Linked DNA regions of Mus musculus: all the other regions are linked to region 1. A link is a loop called in an ENCODE intact Hi-C map of the cell type or tissue named here. Cell type or tissue: gastrocnemius. All regions are shown on one strand.

What was found. Hi-C counts contacts between places; a loop is a spot of excess contacts. Peaks named below come from ENCODE experiments on the same cell type or tissue, not always from the same donor. Only the 100,000 strongest peaks of a DNase experiment are listed, where the experiment ranks them.
Region 2: a loop joins it to region 1, with 9 times the contacts of the local background. A loop is called at or near these places in 33 of 42 quality-filtered maps.
Region 3: a loop joins it to region 1, with 6 times the contacts of the local background. A loop is called at or near these places in 32 of 42 quality-filtered maps.

The regions. Positions count from the first base shown.
Region 1 is chr6:52,203,400-52,205,899 of GRCm38, reverse strand. The region is part of intron 1 of Hoxa3 (homeobox A3); the gene reads left to right. It overlaps Hoxa5 (homeobox A5), which reads left to right and starts at 1,313. Exons shown (of 2, transcript NM_010453.5): 1 at 1,313-2,111. The coding sequence starts at 1,550. It overlaps Hoxa6 (homeobox A6), which reads left to right. Exons shown (of 2, transcript NM_010454.3): 2 at 1-1,042. All of the region lies in intron 1 of Hoxaas3 (Hoxa cluster antisense RNA 3), which reads right to left. In gastrocnemius, a CTCF peak has its summit at 1,228 (motif pointing right); DNase peaks (open chromatin) are centred at 1,248 and 1,978; H3K4me3 peaks cover 1,534 bases; H3K27ac peaks cover 1,770 bases.
Region 2 is chr6:51,875,012-51,877,511 of GRCm38, reverse strand. All of the region lies in intron 10 of Skap2 (src family associated phosphoprotein 2), which reads left to right. Among named protein-coding and RNA genes, the nearest start is that of Skap2, 140 kb to the left of the region's middle. In gastrocnemius, a CTCF peak has its summit at 1,397 (motif pointing left); DNase peaks (open chromatin) are centred at 137, 476, 1,121 and 1,467.
Region 3 is chr6:51,865,639-51,868,138 of GRCm38, reverse strand. The region is part of intron 11 of Skap2 (src family associated phosphoprotein 2); the gene reads left to right. Among named protein-coding and RNA genes, the nearest start is that of Skap2, 150 kb to the left of the region's middle. In gastrocnemius, no CTCF peak of the experiment used is centred here; a DNase peak (open chromatin) is centred at 1,329.

The DNA.
Region 1 (2,500 bases):
TACGAGCTGGGCCCCAGCCCTGTCCCGGCCTCTCAGGATGCCCCTAATCAAGAAGCCTGAGGAACAAAGAGGAACACCCCCCTTCCCCGACAGAACCAAATCTCTCTATCGGCGCGTAACCGTCAGTGGGAGAGTAGCAGCCTCAGCCGAGGCAAGCCAACCTGGGTTTACAGCTTGGGAGCGACTAGGCTCCCGCAGGCTCCCAGCTCCCGATTTCCACTCTCAGCCTCATACAGCTCGGACGCAATCCACCTCGCAGCTTTCAGGACCCAAAGAGGGGGCCCAAGACCATGAGAGCCGCAAGAGTCCTGGCTTCCAAACGTGCCAGGGACGCCTGAGATGCCAGGCCTCTAGTAGAGAGAGTCTGCTCTCTTCTCAGCTACATTTGTGATTTACTTTCGTCTTTCGGAGCCCAGGAAAATAACTACGGTGATACTAGACACAGCCACGAAATGATTCCATTAGTTCCCGCAATTTATTCCCAGTGGTCTAAGCGAGATCCCAATAGCTCTACCCACCGATCCCAGCTTCCAAGCAGCCTCGGAGGCCGTTTGGGTATCAGGGCCCAATCTCTGGGTTCACCAAGAACCCTGCTACCTGGGGCCGGGCTGATCAGAGGAACCGGACCAGGGATGAAGATCTTCCAGGCTGGATAAATAAACAAATCAGATAGCAAACTAATGGCACGAAAAACATATTTGCACGGAGGAAAAAAATGATTCTGGTTATACGAGTGTATGGAATTTGACCTCGCCTCGGAGAAACACTACACAAAAGCTGTCTTTAATAGACGCCTGTGGTTTAAGAGCGGCAGGGGCACTGTCCTTCATGCGTTCACAAAAACAGAGCCGTAATTGTGGCTGCTGCTGTGGGCAGGATTTATTTCTTCAATTGGCTAAATCGTCTTCCCTTCCTCGAAGGTGATATCTGTGTTTTCAAAATTCACAGCTGCCGGCCGGGCTGGCAAACCGACCCCAACCTCTACACAAAAATAAGAGGGGATACAAAGCCGGGGAAATAAAGTTGTTGTAAATAATTCTAAGTCACCACCTCCCCCGAATCCTCTGTATCCTCGCCGGGCGTGCGATCGGCAGCTGACGGCCTCACAATTGGTACATCCTAATGGAACTGCGAGGGAAATGCAATAATTTTGCCATAATGGGCTGTAACCTCAATTCGACCCCGGCCCTTGAAGCCCGAGGTCGGAAGCGAAGCGATGCGCCCAGTCTCCAGCGGGTGGCGCTCGAGTCCGACTGAACGGCGGCAACGGGTGGCGGGGACGCGCCCAGGGCGCGCGCGCCACCCCTCTTGCCTCCACCCAACTCCCCCATTAGTGCACGAGTTTACCTCTAGAGGTCATCAGGCAGGATTTACGACTGGACAACAAAAGCACGTGATTCGAAGTCGTACCCCATATTTGGGTGCCTACGTAGGAGGGAACCGAGTACATGTCCCAGTCATTTCCATAATTCATCATAAATTGTGCAAGGGTGCTATAGACGCACAAACGACCGCGAGCCACAAATCAAGCACACATATCAAAAAACAAATGAGCTCTTATTTTGTAAACTCATTTTGCGGTCGCTATCCAAATGGCCCGGACTACCAGTTGCATAATTATGGAGATCATAGTTCCGTGAGCGAACAATTCAGGGACTCGGCGAGCATGCACTCCGGCAGGTACGGCTACGGCTACAATGGCATGGATCTCAGCGTCGGCCGTTCGGGTTCCGGCCACTTTGGCTCCGGCGAGCGCGCCCGCAGCTACGCGGCTGGGGCCAGTGCGGCGCCCGCCGAGCCCAGGTACAGCCAGCCGGCCACGTCCACGCACTCGCCACCGCCCGACCCGCTGCCCTGCTCAGCGGTGGCCCCCTCGCCCGGCAGCGACAGCCACCACGGCGGGAAAAACTCCCTGGGCAACTCCAGCGGCGCCTCGGCCAACGCCGGCAGCACCCACATCAGCAGCAGAGAGGGGGTTGGCACGGCGTCCGCAGCCGAGGAGGACGCCCCTGCCAGCAGCGAGCAGGCGGGCGCCCAGAGCGAGCCGAGCCCGGCGCCGCCCGCTCAGCCCCAGATCTACCCCTGGATGCGCAAGCTGCACATTAGTCACGGTAAAGCCAGCCGTTTTCTGATCCACGCGTCCGTGGGGGCGCGGGTCTTGGTCACTCTCTGTTCTCTGCAGCCTCTCTCCCGTCTCTCTCCTAGTCTCGCCTCTCTCCAGCCCGCAGAGCCTCTCCCTGCGGCTCCCTTTTCCCTGCCTTTCTCTTTACTTCCTCCCAATTACTGCAGCAGCGATCTGCATTCACAGATACTGGGGAGAGGGGAGGGAGGAAAATGGGGTGGCCGAGTAAGTTTAAATGTTGAAAGAGGAAGAAATTCCGTCTGGAACCCCAGTGCCTCGGAACTCTCTTCAGGGTCAGGCCAGCGGAGTAGGGCATGCAGGGGTAGGGATGGCAGTAAGGGCCGTGAATCGGGCTTGTCAGGGGAGATAATTTATGGG
Region 2 (2,500 bases), 330 kb after region 1:
AACATGCCGAGTAAAGACAGCGAAACCACATTATCTGTGCTTGTGAGTGTTCCATAGTCTACAGAATGCCTGCCTTTCTTGGGGCCAGGGATGGTTCTCAGCAGGAAGGCATTCTGACTAGCCTACTCGAGGCTCTGCATCTGCTATCCCTGTGCCACAAAGCAAAGCAAAGTCATGTCCTGTGGGTTATCTCCCCGAGCACAGGCAAAGACTGCTAGTGTTTGTGAGCCTTCTGTGCTTTCAAAGCTGTTTTTGTACATGAGTTTTGTCTATGTGTGTTTAGAGCCACTCCATTTTAGAGATAAGCTATAGGAGCTTCCTGCTTTCCACAAATAAGATCACTCCTGATTCTTTTTGTCTGGCATGCTTTCCGGGGAGGCAGCTAGCACACACACTGCTGGCCTTCCCCTCACTGTAGATGCCCGCTCTTCACTTAGAACGCCAGTCATAGACGCACAGATGGCACACAGAGTGCTCCTCAGCGGTGCTCACTGTCCATGGGACCGACCGTCCGTCATTTTTTGGACTCCATCATCATCAAGATTACAGGAGGCACAGTTGAAAATGTGTCTTTCCCCGGCTCTGCTGAATCCCTGGCTCTTCCCTGACTTCCTTGCAGCAGTGAGGTTTAATGGAATGCCCCTGATGCACATCTAGGGAGAGATGCATCTTGTACACCGTGGGGGTCTCTCCCCTTGCTGCTCCTGTAACTCCCATTAGTGTTAATGGGAGTCTCTCCAAGTGTATCCAGGGAAAGAGAAACCAAAGTGGTAAGAATGTGTATTTAAAATCACTGGATACTTGGGGTTTTTTGTCCTTTCTTTCCTCCCCCTACTTAAAAAAAAAAAAAACAAAAAACAAAACAAAAAACAAACAAAAAACATGTTAATTGAAAAGTACTGTGAGAAGGTCTGAACCAGAGGAGGGCCCGGACAGCTGGGACCTGGGATCCCACAGCTCCACCAAAAACTTTGACCTCAGTTTTTCAGCCAAAGTTTGTTTCTTCCACGTCTTCGGACCAAGCCTAAGGCCTGAGCAGCGTGGGGAACAAGTTGGGGGGTGGGGGAAGGGCTACTGGGGAAACTAGCTATTTAGACCTTCTTTGACTTGGCTAGAACTGTGTGGCAGGCCTCACGTGTGAGATGATGTCATCCTGTCTGCTCTAACTCCTTGACTTTCAAGCTGACACTGAGAGACCACATGGGGTGCAACATTTGACCCAATTAGCAGTTGATTTAATCTGACAGGAATGTTTCAATTCTAAATCTCTATTTGTCTAAATAAGTGGTTTTTAAAGGAAATCAGTCACTTTATTATTAAGTGATTTTTAAAAAAAAAAAAAAAGAAAGAAAGAAATGGTCAATGCTTGGAGGTATCTGGCCAGCTGGAGTGCCCTCTAGTGTCTGTTTACAGAATGTATTTAATATATGCCTGGGGGCTGGGGGAGGATGTGATAGGGGTGGCCACAAGCACTATTAGCTCCTGGTTGGATTCTGGGGCTTGCACATGCCCCTGCTGGTTTTAGTGCTCTGAGCCCAAGTGCTACTACAGTGGAGAGGCCAATACAGGGTCGGTCTCTCTCTCTCTCTCTCTCTCCCTCTCCCTCCCTCCCTCTCCCCCCTCCCTCTCTCCCTTCCTCCCTCCTTCTTCCTCCTCCTCCTCCCCTCCCCCAATCCTATCATGCCGCTCCTATTGTCCCTCTCTTTCCATCCTAAAAAATAAAAATTAACAGAGGATTCTGTTAGGTTGTATTTTCTAGTCCTTGTTTATTTTCTCACAAATTTAAGTGAAACGGTGCATCCCACAAATACTTAGATTCCATGTTATTCAGATTCTCCTTTTTAAAAAATGTTAAAGACATTAAGGAGAATTTAAATCTCCTAATAAATTAATACTTTGTGGAGATCAACACTATGCTGACTGTACTAATGTGGCCGTTTGTATTGAGGTTGCCAAGACGCCTCTTGTTTAAAAGTGAGATGACAAGCCTGATCCAGCATCCATGTCCACGTTATCCCGTGGATTCAAAGCTGACATTGCAGCGATGGAAGCTGTCAGCACATCTGTGTTCCGCCTGGCTAGTGAATACACGGGCATTTTGTGTCTTATTGATATAACTTGCAGTCTTTTTTCCTTAACTCATCAGAACTCAATTATCACGAAATTAAAAACAGGAAACAGTTCTCTTGTGTAACAAAAGCATCCAGCGTATTTAACTGTGTGCTGTGTTTTAGGAGCCACATTGTGTGAGTGACAAAGCATACATTATCCAGTTACTGTGGTATTACGGAGCGACGAGCACTAAATAATCAATCAGTTAATGGTGTGTATGGCAGTTTGAGCACTTCACATCCATTGTGCTTATGCCAGGAGAAGGATGAACTGATAACGCCACTGTGGGAGCCTAATGTCCTAGACCTGACGAACAAAAGTCTGCATTAGCAATTTCACAGCTGCAAAAGTATTTTAGAGACAACTTTGAGAGACTTTGGATACAAAT
Region 3 (2,500 bases), 340 kb after region 1:
TCTGATTTCTGTAGAAACCTGCATACATGCGTATATACCCCCACACACATACACATAATTAAGCTTTATAAAATAGATGTTTAATAAATTAACAAGTAACACGTGTTCATAGTTGAATGGTTAGCTTTTTTTTTTTTTTAAGTAGAAGAGGTTCAGGGGAAAGCTTCTATCTTCTATTTCTTGTTCTTTGCAAGATCAGATCCCTTTTGTTTCCTTTGCTTTTTTGTTGTTGTTGTTGTTGTTGTTACTTTGTTTACACACTCTGAAGGAAAAAGAATCTTGCATTGAAAAGGCTTTCTTTCAGTGTACACATCCAGGTCCATCATTTAGGAAAGCTGGGGCAGAAACTGAAGCAGAAACCACAGAAGAAAGCTTACTGCCAAGGACGGTACCTCTCGAAGTGGCCTGGGTCCCTTTACATAATGAGCAATCCACGTAATGCCCCACAGACATGCTCCCAGGCCAGGTGATGGGGGCAGCCCTTCCCCGAGGTTTCTTCTTCCCAGCTAACTCTAAGCTGTGTCCAGTTGGAGGCGCAAGGCAGGGGCTTTGGAAGTGTTCTGCTTCGTTGTTGTTGTGCTTCTATTTGGCTTCCATAATTATTGGAAAGGGAAAAGAAATTGTTCAAAAGCAAACACAAACATTGTGGTGTTATGAGCACTTGTTGTGTGCCTATTTTGCATGGTACTTCATGGAACATATATGTGTGATTCAGCCTTACAGGAAGTCTATGCCCAACAGTGTTTCTGTAGAGACTACCCACAGACACAGCTAATCAGTGCCTTCTCTAGAAATCAATGCTGAACCCACCCTAAGTCCTTTCCAGTCCTGGCACTGTGTGGACCTCAGTTAAAAGGTTACCTTTTTGACTTTTTGTATCAGAACATTAAAGTATCTCAGCCCAGTTATAAGTAACACAGATGGTTGGTTGATTTTTTTAATTAGTTAATTTTAATTATTTATTTTTGATCAGCAGCTATTTGTTAAACCCTTTCTGTGCAGAGAACTAGTTGGAGCTGGACCCAGAGAAGCTTTGAGTGGCTTCCCTTCCAGGATCCTGAGCTGGTGGCAGAGACAAGGAGCCTAAGAAACAGTGCTAATAAACAGTCCTCTAGGCTGCCCCTGCAGAGCGGAGGAGGAAAGGCAGAGAGATGAGCGTGCAGTATCTTAGAAAGGATTCCACCAAGTTGGAACTAAAGTAGACCTTTACTTTTTTCAGCCAAGAAGTATTTAAGTGTTTGCTTGGTCTTTTGTCTGTTAGCCATAAGCTCTTGTGCCCCGATTGGCAGACAGAGGGACACAAGGAAGCCAACCAACTGTCCTTTTCTACCCAGTTTGCCCACTGCTTCCCTCCTGTGCCTTGGGTGTGAGCCACACCTGCTGTCCCTGAAAACAGACATTTTTCCTTTTAATCTCTTCACACAGGCCCTGCATTACTCTCTTCATTCTGTCTGGAGGCTCCACCTACCTGTTGGCTTTTTCTACATAAAACTACAAAGCCCCACCATAGACTCATATGCTTGCCCGTGTGTGCCTCAGTGGTCAGGGTTAAGATCAGCTCTTCCCCCTCCTCCATGTCACTCCTCCTTTCCCTGCCCAGTGCCTCTCCTCCCTCACCTTTCCTGCTTTACTCCTTCTTGCTACTTTCATTCTGAACTTCCTGTCTTAAAGTATTTTTGTATTTAGCTAATACCTCATAGAATGACAAGTATTTAAAACACATTTACTAAATTATAGTTAAAATTAGGAAAGAATTCTGGCTTCATAAGGCAATGATGGAATCACGAAATTAGGAGAATTTTAGTGCATGCCCTTACTTTACAAGTGAAGAAATTAAGGCTCAACATAATCAGAGAAAACCAAATAAAGACGAAGGATGGAAGAGCTACACCAGTGGAGACTTTCCAAGATGATGGGGTTTCTGTAGCCAAACTTGTACCTCCAGCCTGAGTTCCCTGGCAACCAAACTCAAAACAGAAGAGCTAGGGAGCTGAAATTCCTTCCAGTCAAAAAAGGAGAGCCCTGGCTTTGCCCAGCACTGGCTGCTTTGAAAAGCTACATTCTCATAGGAACCTCTAGAACATGCGTGGATGATTGAACCTCGGCAACTTTTTCTAATAAAAAAGGGGGCGGGGAGCAGGGCAGGTAATAGCCTCAATAACAACAGCAACAACAACAAATATGTGTGTGTATGTAACTAAGGGCTTCTACAAAGACCCAAGTGTATAATAATTCAACTTACTGATTTATATTAAATATGAAGTTGAATTATTATAGTCTCAGTGAGGAATAGAAGCATTACAGGCGAGAAGGAGCTTGCCCAAGTTACCCACTTCATCTACAACCAAGACAGGCAAGAAGACAGAAAGCTCAAGAAGATGAGAAGAGCTGAAGACCCCACAGGCGCCTCCCTGAGATGTCACCCACCCCACCCCCAGCGGGGCTGTCAGTGCTTAGTCCTAGTTGGCTTATTTCTCCAGAGAAACGGAATCAGGTAGGT